Linked DNA regions of Homo sapiens: region 2 is linked to region 1. The links are chromatin contacts, found by Hi-C or POLR2A ChIA-PET in ENCODE. All regions are on one chromosome and are shown on one strand. The core of a region is the stretch at or near the end of the contact, and the rest is flanking DNA. Distances in the headings are between cores, read along the strand shown.

Region 1 (5,233 bases), core at 1,794-4,293:
AGACAAGGTCCACAAAAAGATAGGTGCTAGAGGATATGAGGAAATTAGCAACAAGGCTCTTCGGGGACATGAGGTTGAGCAGATACTGGGGACAGGGATAGTCACTGGGGGACATGGTGGGAATTATGGACAAGAGGCCCAGATGGGTATTGGGAATGTAGGATCCAGGTGGGGACTGGAGACATGGGGAGGTATTAATGAGAAGGGGTCTGGATGGGTATTGAGGACACAGGTGGTCTGTCATCCCCTCACTTGACATCCTGCCCTCCTCTTCAGTGACGCAGCCCAAACGCACCTTCACCACAGTCCGGACCCCAAAGGACATTGCATCAGAGAACTCCATTTCCAGGTGTGTGGCCAACCCCTGTCCCCTCTCCTATGTGACATTCAGGGAGAGGGATCCATAAGGCAGTTGGACCCAGAGGTCTGGAGCTCTGGTCAGGGCTGGAAAGAGAGGTTAGGAAAACTTGTGACTTGTAAGCATACCCAGAAACAGTCTTTAGGGTGTAGGGCCCCGCACTGAATTCTAGTGAATTCCACTTTCGGGTGGGCCGGTAAAGGAAGCAGAACACCCTTCACTCCATACGAGCCTCAGAACAACAGCTAGAGACCGGGCGGGGTGGCTCATGCCTTTAATCCCAGCACTTTGGGAGGCCAAGGCAGGCGGATCACCTGAGGTCAGGAGTTCAAGACCAGCCTGGCCAACATGGTGAAACCCCGTCTCTACCAAAAACACAAAAGTTAGCCGGACACAATGGCATACACCTGTAGTCCCAGCTACTCGGGAGGCTGAGACAGGAGAATTGCTTGAACCTGGGAGGCAGAGGTTGCAGTGAGCCGAGATCGTGCCATGGCACTCCAGCCTGGGTGACAGAGTGAGACTCCATCTCAGAAAACAAACAAACAAACAAACCACAGCCAGAGAGGTAGAGGCAGAATCCAGAAAGGCCTGATAGCAAACACTGGGGGAAAGGCTGGGGGTGATGGGTGCAGATGTCCCCGCTGCCTGCCTAAGGGCGTGACCCTGTCATCCTCCTTTCCAGGTTGCTGTTCTGCTGCTGGTTCCCCTGGATGCTGAGGGCGGAGATGCAGTCTTAGAGGCCCTGGACACCTGACAAAGAGACAGAGTCCCCACTAGCATCTCCTGACACCCGAGGAGCCCTGAGTCACCCTGAGATAGAGATTCCCAGTAACACATCCAGAGTAGAGACCCCTGTTAGCCAGCCCTCGATCATTGAGGCCCCATTATTAACAGATACTCCCATAATAACCCCCAAATACAGACCCCATGTCACCCAGAAAGAGATTCCCTGAGTAGCACCTTCAGGCTAGTCCCTATCCCCAACCCCTCAGAGCAGATTCCCAGATTAACAGATTTCCATATCACCCCAAATGATGGTGACCCTCTCCACATAATGCATTACAACAGAACATTCTTGAATCACCCAACCCTGGATCAGAAACCTCCCCATTAACAAACACTGCCCCTTAAGTCCTCTTGAAATAAACATAGGTCACACCCCCAAAGCAAAAGAGTAACAGACATTCATGTCATTGTTCCCCATTTAACATCAGTCCTCTCAAGATGTCGTGACCCCATGGTCACCCTGAAGCCCTTAGATTCCAACCCCTCAATCAGAGACTTCCTTCATTAACAAAGACCCTTGTTCTTATCCCTCAAGAAGAAACCCACCATAACCAGCCCACTGTCACCCCTAATTTACAGACACCAAAACAGTCCTGGAAGTGCTAATTACAGGACCCCCCAAGTCTTCCTACCCTCTGCACCCTCAAGAAACCCCCAGTGCCTTGTATGAAGCCCACCCCACATGGCCCACAGCTCCTGTGCTGGCCAGACTCCCAGAAAATTCTCTATTTTTTAAGTAACGACTTCCCCCTTTGGGGGACCCCAAAATTTGGAGGCCCCATTCTAGGACTCTGGGGATCCCAAACCCTAGAGTACACACGTCCCAAACTCCCCTGTGCCCTCAAGTCCTACAGCCCCTAGAAGACCCCAATGCCGTAACTCCTAGGACCCCCAAATCATGGAATCCCAAATCCCCAGGGAATCCCAAATTTGAAAATCCAATCCCAAGTCCCCAGGAAACCCAATCATGAGGTCCTTGTGCCTGGTATGGAGGAGACTGCAGTCAGGATATGCATTCCAGGCTCCCAGACACCTCAAGCCCTATTCACAGGCACCAGGAAACCCCACACAGGAATTCCCATCCCTGGAAACTGGAGAATTTCAATGCCCCGAGTCCATGGGTTTCAAGACACCAAATTCCAAGAGCCCCAGCCCTAAGGGAACCCCAAATCCTAAAGCCTCCATCTCTAATAAATGGAAGGCCCCAAGGCCCTGAGGGGATCTCAAATCCTGGAACCCCGATTTCAATCTACGTTCTAGTCACTGGCCTCAAAGGACCCCACAGCACCTGGGCCAGACCAACAGCTCGAGGGAGAACCTGAAGGCCCAGGGGGTCCAGGGCGGACCTGGGGCCCCGACCACCAAGGACAGCTCACGACTGCCCCTTCACTGCATGTCCCCAAACTCAGCATGACTCCTGTCCTCTTCAATAAAGACGTTTCTATGGCCTCTCTGTGTCGGGTCATTGGGGGTTTCCCTTGCTGGGAGAAGACGGGAAAGGAAGTGCTTCCTTCAGTCTCACCTCCCTGCGGCGTGGGCAGGTGATGGCGCTGGCCGCGGGAAGTCCTTCTAGCAGCCTCTCATGTCTTCCCGCGGCTGTCACGGCTGCCGCCCCCGTCCCACCCATCGGGGTCCACTCCGCCAATGGCCAGGTTCAGTTCCTAAGTTCTGAGTGGCCAGTGCCAGACGACGATGCCCCGCCCACGCCCTCCTGCCAATGGCTCAGAGGCCAGGAGGCGCGGCCTATCCTTAGGCGAGCATGAAGGGGGCGGGCGAATACTGAGTGAGAGCGCCGATTGGGTGGAAGGCGGGCCCTTGAAGCCTCTGGGAGCTCCCATTGGCCTGCGGACTCTGCGTCTGTAATGTGGGGCGGAAATGGCTGGGAGGGGGATGGGGATGTTGAATTTGGAAATTGGAGGGGACGCTGGTGGACGGTCAGTTTTGGGGAGTGCTGGGGGTAGAGATGGATGTCAATAGGGCTGAAAGTGGGGATCCGGGGGAGCCCAGAGTAGGAGTCCGAGGAGGCTCAGAGCTTGGAGTCCTAAAAGGCTCGGAGTCGGGGATCTGAATGGTTCAGGGAGGGAAGAAGATTTGGGAGTCAGCCTCAGAGCTAAAGATCTCAGGGTGCTGGAGTGAAGGGGCGCTCAGGAGGGGAAATCCGAGGGGCGTCCAAATGGGGGGATCCGAGGAGGCTGAGGGTGGACATGTCTGAGGAGGCTCAGATTGGGGTCACAGGAGTGCACAGAATGGGATTCGGTGGGGGGCGGGGGTCGCTGAGTGTTGATAGCCGGGCTCACAGTTGCAGGTCTGAAGCGGGGTCTCAAGGTGTTTAAAGGGGCTCTGGAGTGCAGCCCTGGGGGCTATGTGTAGAGCTTTTGAGAAAGGCTCCCTGTGTGTGGGGCCAGAGAATGTTCTCTGTGGGAGGATTGAGAAGGCATATGTGTAGTTGGATGGGCCCTTAGTGGACAGAGTAATGGGGGATTATTCTTGGGGCTCATTGTGTCCGGGCATGGAACGTAGGGGCTCTCTGTGTGGCTTGTAAGATGCTGAAGACTCAGATTTTAGAGACCAAGTGCGTTTCAGAAGAGGGCTGAGGTGAGGCCTGGCCTGTGATGGGGTGGAATGCTGCATCATGGTGTTAGGGCGGGAGGCCTAGTGACTTCAGTATGTCCTCCCCTCCCTACAGGATTGGGTGCAAGGAGTTGGTGTTGATGGAGGAGCAGGACGCCAGAGTCCCAGCCCTGGAACCGTTCAGAGTGGAGCAGGTTGTCAGAACTCAGGGTGCAGAGGGTGAAGGAGGCAGGCTGATTCCTGAGTTCTTGGGTTGGGACTGCCCCCTTCCACCAAATTCATTCTTACTGTCAGAGTCCATTCTGGAATGGCACTGGTCCCTTGACTTTAGACCCTGACCTGTCTGAGGACATCCTGAGCCTGTCTCCAGGCATAGGGGTTGCTCTGTGATGATATGTCCTCTGTGTGGGTTGAAGGGCCACACCTTCAGGGGGTCTTTCTATCCTAGGCACCACCTGTAATCTACTATGTCCCTGACTTCATCTCCAAAGAAGAGGAGGAGTATTTGCTTCGACAGGTGACCTCAGTGCCCTACTGGTCTGTTTTCCCACTCTTCCCATATTCCTCCCCAATGTCCATCCTCTGTATGAGAGCCCCCAAGGCTGCAGTGAAGACCCCGACAGAAGGAACAAGGAAGTTACAGAGCTCATACTCCCTCTACTGAGATAGCCCAATCCTGCTAGCTTAGAGAATAGGGGGTTATAAACATAGGCTGAGATAGCCCAGTTCAGATCATTGAGACTGGGGAGTAAAGAATTTTGTATTCAGATTTCTGTGCTGAGATAGCCCAGTAAACTCTTTCCTGTGCTAAAATAGCCCAGCATAGACCCAGAGCACAATAAGGTTACCAAATACAGACCATCTACGCTGAGATGGCCCAGTCTGCATTCTGTTCTTAAGGTTTGGGGAAAGAAGAATTTTCAAAGCTCAGAGTTCCTGCCCTTTGCAGCCCCAGTGCCTAAGTTACAGAGCACAGATCTTCCCTGTGTTGGAGTAACCCACTGATCTTGAGTCCAGGAAAAAATTAGCTACAGAACACAGACTTTTTTGCTGAGATAGCCCATTCCAGACCTTTGCGTTCTTGGCATTGAAAAATCTACATATTATAGAATTCCTGGGCTGAAATAGCCCAGTACAGCTCCATAACCATGAAGGGAATGAGTAGATTATCAACTAGAGCTAGACTTGTTGGACTGAGATAGCCCATTCTAGATCATTAGGATCTTGGCAGTGGAAGATTTTCAAAGTACTTTCTTTGCTGTGCTGAGATAGCCCAGCTTTGCATACTCCCTCCCCCAGGCAATAGGAACAAGTCGGTTGCAGAACTCAAACTGTCCTCAGAGAGCCCAGGAATCAGGAATTTTTGTTTGTTTGTTTTTTGAGACAATCTTGCTCTGTCGCCCAGGCTGGACTGCAGTGGCGTGATCTCGGTTCACTGTAGCCTCCGCCTCCTGGGTTCAACTGATTCTTGTGTTTCAGTCTCCTGAGTAGCTTGGATTGCAGGCGTGTGACACC
Region 2 (5,490 bases), core at 2,375-4,874, 140 kb before region 1:
TCAGCTTAATCTCTCCCACTCTAGGTTCCCACGCCGCCCCTAATCCCGCTTGAAGCAGCCCTGAGAAACATCGCCCATTCTCTCTTCATACCACCCCCCAAAAATTTTCGCCACCCCAACACTTCGACACTATTTTATTTTTCTTATTAACATAAGGCAGGAATGTCAGGCCTCTGAGCCCAAGCCAAGCCATCGCATCTCCTGTGACTTGCACGTATACACCCAGATGGCCTGAAGTAACTGAAGAATCACAAAAGTGAAAAGGCCCTGCCCCGCATTAACTGATGACATTCCACCATTGTGATTTGTTCCTGCCCCACCTTAACTGAGTGATTAACCCTGTGAATTTCCTTCTCCTGGCTCAGAAGCTCCCCCACTGAGCACTTTGTGACCCCTTCGCCCCTGCCCACCAGAGCACAACCCCCTTTGACAGTAATTTTCCATTACCTTCCCAAATCCTATAAAATGGCCCCATCCCTATCTCCCTTCGCTGACTCTCTTTTCTGACTCAGCCCGCCTGCACCCAGGTGAAATAAACAGCCATGTTGCTCACACAAAGCCTGTTTGGTGGTCTCTTCACACGGACGCGCATGAAATAAACAAATAAAGAAAATGAAAGAAAAACAGGACAGGCACAGTGGGTCACGCCTGTAATCCCAGCACTTTGGGAGGCCGAGACAGATGGATCACCTGAGGTCAGGAGTTCGTGACCATCCTGGCCAACATGGTGAAACCTCGTCTCTACTAAAATACAAAAAATTAGCCAGGCGTGGTGTCGTGCACCTAGTCCCAGCTACTTGGGAGGCTGAGGCAGGGGAATCACTTGAACCCGGGAGGCGGAGACTGCAGTGAGCAGAGATTGCGCCATTGCACTCCAGCCTGGGTGACAGAGCGAGACTTCATCTCAAATAGAAAAAAAAGAGGCTGGGCGTGGTGGCTCACGCCTGTAATCCCAGCACTTTGGGAGGCCGAGGCGGGTGGATCACGAGGTCAGGAGATTGAGACCATCCTGGCTAACACGGTGAAACCCTGTCTCTACTAAAAATACAAAAAAAAAACTTAGCTGGACGTGGTGGCGGGCGCCTGTAGTCCCAGCTACTGGGGAGCCTGAGGCAGGAGAATGGCGTGAACCTGGGAGGCGGAGCTTGCAGTGAGCCGAGATGGCGCCACTGCACTCCAGCCTGGGTGACTGAGCAAGACTCCGTCTCAAAAAAGAAAAAAGAAAATTAAGACAGTCAAAACCATAGTATTAACTTGTTTGTTTTGTTTTGTTTTGAGATGGAGTCTCGCTCTCTTGCCCGGGCTGGAGTGTAATGGCGTAATCTCTGCTCAGTGCAACCTCCGCCTCCCAGGTTCAAGTGATTCTCCTGCCTCAGCCTCCGGAGTATCTGGGATTACAGGCACCCACCACCACGCCTGGCTAATTTTTGTATTTTTAGTAGAGACGGGGTTTCACCATGCTGGCCAGGCTGGTCTCGAACTCCTGACCCAGGTGATCCACCCACCTCGGCCTCCCAAAGTGTTGGAATTACTGGCGTGAGCCACAGTGCCTGGCCCCCATGGTATTAACTTTGTGTTAGAGAATCTGTGAATACTTGGTATTTTAAGAATTTGTAATATTTAAGGTAAACTGGCCTATTCAAATAACAGGTCAATCTTGTAATTCCATTGTAAAATGTGGAATTCAGCTGGTGACTAAGACTTACTTGAAATCTGTTTATGTACAGTTTATGAATTTTTTATTCATAAAAGTTATTTAAGAATTGAAGAAAGAGTCATCTGTTTATCTGGTAAGTCAGCTTTTTTTTTTTTTTTTTTCTGAGACAGAATCTCGTTCTGTCACCCAAGCTGGAGTGCAGTGGTGCAATCTTGGCTCACTGCAGCCTCCGTGCCTCTTGGGTTCAAACGATTTTTGTGCCTCAGCCTCACAAGCAGCTGGGATTGTAGGCGCCCATGACCACACCTGGTTAATTTTAGTATTTTTAGTAGAGACAGGGTTTTGTCATGTTGACCAGGCTGGTCTCAAACTCCCAGCCTCAAGTGATCCACCTGCCTTGGCCTCCCAAAGTGCCGGGATTACAGGTGTGAGCCACCACGCCCAGCCCTACTTGTGGCTCTTAAATGGAAAAACCTAACATTAAATTTACAAGCATAGTTTGAAAGTGTTAGGGGAATTTAATAATCATAAAAGCCCTCTTTAAAAGAGACCGTGGCTGGAAGCGGTGGCTCAGGCCTGTAATTCCAGCACTTTGGAAGGCCAAAGTGGGCGGATCACCTGAGGTTGGGAGCTTGAGACCAGCCTGGCCAACATGGTGTAACCCCATCTCTACTAAAAAATACAAAAATGAGCTGGGTGTGGTGGCGGGTGCCTGTAATCCCAGCTGCTCAGGAGGCTGAGGTACAAGAATTGCCTAAACCCAGGAGGCAGAAGGTTTCAGTGAGCCGAGATCACACCACTGCACTCCAACGTGTACAACAGAGCAAGACTCTGTCTAAAAATATAAATTAAATAAATAAATAAAAGAGATTGTTAAAACCTTTTACAAGCTGGGTATAGTGGCTCATGCCTCTAATTCTAGCACTTTGGGTGATAGAGGTAGGAACATTACTTGGAGGAGTTGGAGACCACCCTGGGCAACATAGCAAGACACTGCCTCAAAAACAAACAAACAAACATTGTCTGCTGGCTGGGTGCGTGGCTCACGATGAGGCCGGCAAATTTCTTGAGCTCAGGAGTTCGACACCAGCCTGGGCAACATGGTGAAACCCAGCCTCTACAAAAAATACGAAAATTAGTTCGAGCATGGTGGTGGGCGCCTGTAGTCCCAGCCACTCAGGAGGCTGAGGCAGGAGGATCGCTGAACCCAGGAGGTCGAGGCTGCAGTGAGCTATGACCGCACCACTGCACTCCAGCCTGTGCAACAGAGCAAAACCCTGTCTAAAAAAAAAAGAAAAAAAAGAAAAGAAAAAGAAAACCTTGTAGACTAGGCCAGGATCTTTCCTGGTTGCTAAAACCATTAGGACAACTGTGCTGCACCCCGTTGACTGCCAGAATTAGAGAGCTATAAATAGATATGATGTGTTTCTTAGGGTAACATAAAATACCGTTTTACTCCCAAAGACTTTAGCTTGTGTTTCCTAAAAACAAGGTCATTTAATGTCTCAACAAATCTCTGAGAAAGATCCTGCCTTAGCCCTCACGTTACAGATACGGAAACAGGCTCGGAGGTGCAATCTCTGGCTGTGTAGACAGAACAGGGAGTTGGAACACGGCCTTATGCGTTTCCTCACTCTCACATACCAGCGGGCAGGGAGAGATCCGGGGAGGAGTTGCACTTGCCCCCGGCGGAAATCTCCAAAAATCTGCAAAAATGTATTCCCTGGTACCGCTTTGGGCTCCGGTGGGACCAAGCGAAATTCCGAGACCGAAACGGATGCGCGCTGCGGCCCAGGGTGCGGGTCTGGACCGCCTCCTCCGTGGTGGACGAATCCGAGGAGCAGGACTCCCCGCAACCCAGCCCCAGCCCCAGCCCCAGCCCCGCCGCGTCCCCAGCTGTCACGCTGCGCGCAGCGGGTGGGGCCTGGGGTTCCTGGACAGAGGAGGACTACGCGTGTCCTTGGGCGGAGAAGGGAGGTGACTCCGGCGGAAGAGGACAAGGCAGAATGCAGGCCCTTCGGGTGAGGCCCCCATGGGCTGGGCCGGAGCCCCCCACCCAGAAAACCCCGCCCTAATACGCGACTCTCCAAGTGCCCCCGCATCTAGGGCCTTGGAACGTGAGCCACCTTCAGGGCCTGGGACTCCCCGCTAAACAGCCTGGGTCCCTTCCCCCACAATCCACTCTTCGGAGACAACTGGGGACCCCCACCCCGGCCCAAAGCCCCGGGTTTGAACTTGACATCTCGGGAACCCTTAACACTGGCCTCACCCGGGCCTTCTCAGGCAGCCTGGACGCTCCCGGGGACCTCCATTCCGGTCCCCACGTTCCCGGGACCTGGTTTCCTCCCTTTAATCCAGGAAACCCTCCCCCAACAAAAATCTCAGGACTTAGGCCCCCCAGAACAAAGTCCTTCTGGGTCCTCTCCCTTCCAGGACCCTCTAGGCAGCCCGGTCACCCCCAGGCCAGACTCCAGGGCGAGTCCCCTCCCAACCCAGCTGGCAGTTCGCGGGTAACAGAATCCAAGCTATTACCCTCCTCGCCTTTGGGACGCTCGCTAGGGATGGGGCTGTCCCCACGTCCAGGCCTCAGAGAGCGGGGTCCCACTTCAGGACACCCCTCCAGGTGCCTCCAATACCCGCCCACCTCCCACCCCGCAGGTGTCCCAGGCGCTGATCCGCTCCTTCAGCTCCACCGCCCGGAACCGCTTTCAGAACCGAGTGCGCGAGAAACAGAAGCTCTTCCAGGTGGGGGGTCGGGGGGGGTGGGGATCCGACGCGCCAGCCGGGAGCGCGCCGAGCCGGGGCAGGCGGGGCGCGCTCTAAGGAGCAGCCAGCACCCCTTTCTCATCAGACACCCCCACATCCAGGAGGACAATGACATCCCGTTGTACCTGAAGGGCGGCATCGTTGACAACATCCTGTACCGAGTGACAATGACGCTGTGTCTGGGCGGTGAGCGCAGGGCCCGTCTGGGCTGCGGGGGAGGCGGGGCTGGACCCAGAGTAAGAGGTGGCTGGTTTCTGGGCAGGACTGACCAGGATCTGGGTTGGGGGTTGGCGTTTAGGAAGGGGGTCGAGTACTGAGCTGGAGTCAGGCCTGCAGGGAGGGGAGTAACTAGGGTTTGGGCTCTTGTCCCAGGACGGGGGCTGGGTTAGTGGTGGGGCTGAGGCCCAGGGAGGAGTCGGGGAGAAAGCTCCCAGCCCGGTCTAGATCAAAGCCAGGGGGCTTTACAATAGGAGTCCAATCTGGGAAGGGAGCTGGAGTCCGAACTAGAGCTGGGGTCCAGGCTGGGAACCAGGGAGCCTGAAGGCCTTAAAAGCCTGGGATGTCCAGGGAGGGGATTAGGTCTCATTCTGTCTCCAACGCTTCCCCTTTCTAGGCACTGTCTACAGCTTGTACTCCCTTGGCTGGGCCTCCTTCCCCAGGAATTAAGACCAAGAAGCCTGGGGGGCCTGAGAGACTTGAACAAGTGTCAATAAACGCTGGCCTCTGTGTGTGTCTGTGTTTGTGTCCACCCCTCCCCACCAAGCCCATCCTCCCACCAGCCAGGGATCTCTGCCCTGTGGACTGCCCACTGCCCCCAGCCCTCGGTGCCTCATGCTGGACCAGGGATACTCCTAGGATGTTGCTACCTCTCAGCCCTCTGCTGAGTACCCCAAACAGCACCCATAGGCTCCCCCTCGGGACCCGGGGACGTGGGGTGGTGTCCTCAAGTGGGAAGGAAGACACTGAGCATGGTCCATGACACAACAGAGGCAGAGGCCAAGTGTGGATGGAGAAGCTGCAAGAGGGGCAAACATGGCCTTGGGGGACAGGGCCAGGAGTGGCATTGA

What was found. A loop is a pair of places that touch in the nucleus more often than their neighbours do. ChIA-PET counts read pairs that join two places held with the same protein, here RNA polymerase II (POLR2A). Pooled maps may share reads with other maps.
Region 2: a pooled map shows a loop between it and region 1 (2.8-fold over the local background). The contact joins the promoter of COX7A1 here to the promoter of ALKBH6 in region 1. A Hi-C loop is called at or near these places in 3 of 168 maps with a recorded cell type or tissue (B cell, CD8-positive, alpha-beta T cell and naive thymus-derived CD4-positive, alpha-beta T cell), 1 of 37 single-sample maps with no recorded cell type and 13 of 50 pooled maps. POLR2A ChIA-PET finds 5 or more read pairs at or near these places in 3 of 52 experiments (PC-9, activated CD8-positive, alpha-beta memory T cell and naive thymus-derived CD4-positive, alpha-beta T cell).

Annotation. Positions count from the first base shown.
Region 1 is chr19:36,012,023-36,017,255 of GRCh38, reverse strand. ALKBH6 (alkB homolog 6) reads left to right here and starts at 3,043. Exons shown (of 7, transcript NM_032878.5): 1 at 3,043-3,081; 2 at 3,834-3,912; 3 at 4,167-4,235. The coding sequence starts at 3,859. CLIP3 (CAP-Gly domain containing linker protein 3) reads left to right here. Exons shown (of 14, transcript NM_015526.3): 13 at 277-349; 14 at 1,044-2,596. The coding sequence ends at 1,098. It overlaps LOC101927572 (a long non-coding RNA gene), which reads right to left and starts at 2,754. Exons shown (of 4, transcript NR_170988.1): 1 at 2,670-2,754; 2 at 296-444. RefSeq lists an enhancer at 2,554-2,653.
Region 2 is chr19:36,150,581-36,156,070 of GRCh38, reverse strand. COX7A1 (cytochrome c oxidase subunit 7A1) reads left to right here and starts at 3,624. Exons shown (of 4, transcript NM_001864.4): 1 at 3,624-3,678; 2 at 4,316-4,402; 3 at 4,525-4,609; 4 at 5,037-5,149. The coding sequence starts at 3,664. The coding sequence ends at 5,089. RefSeq lists an enhancer at 1-728.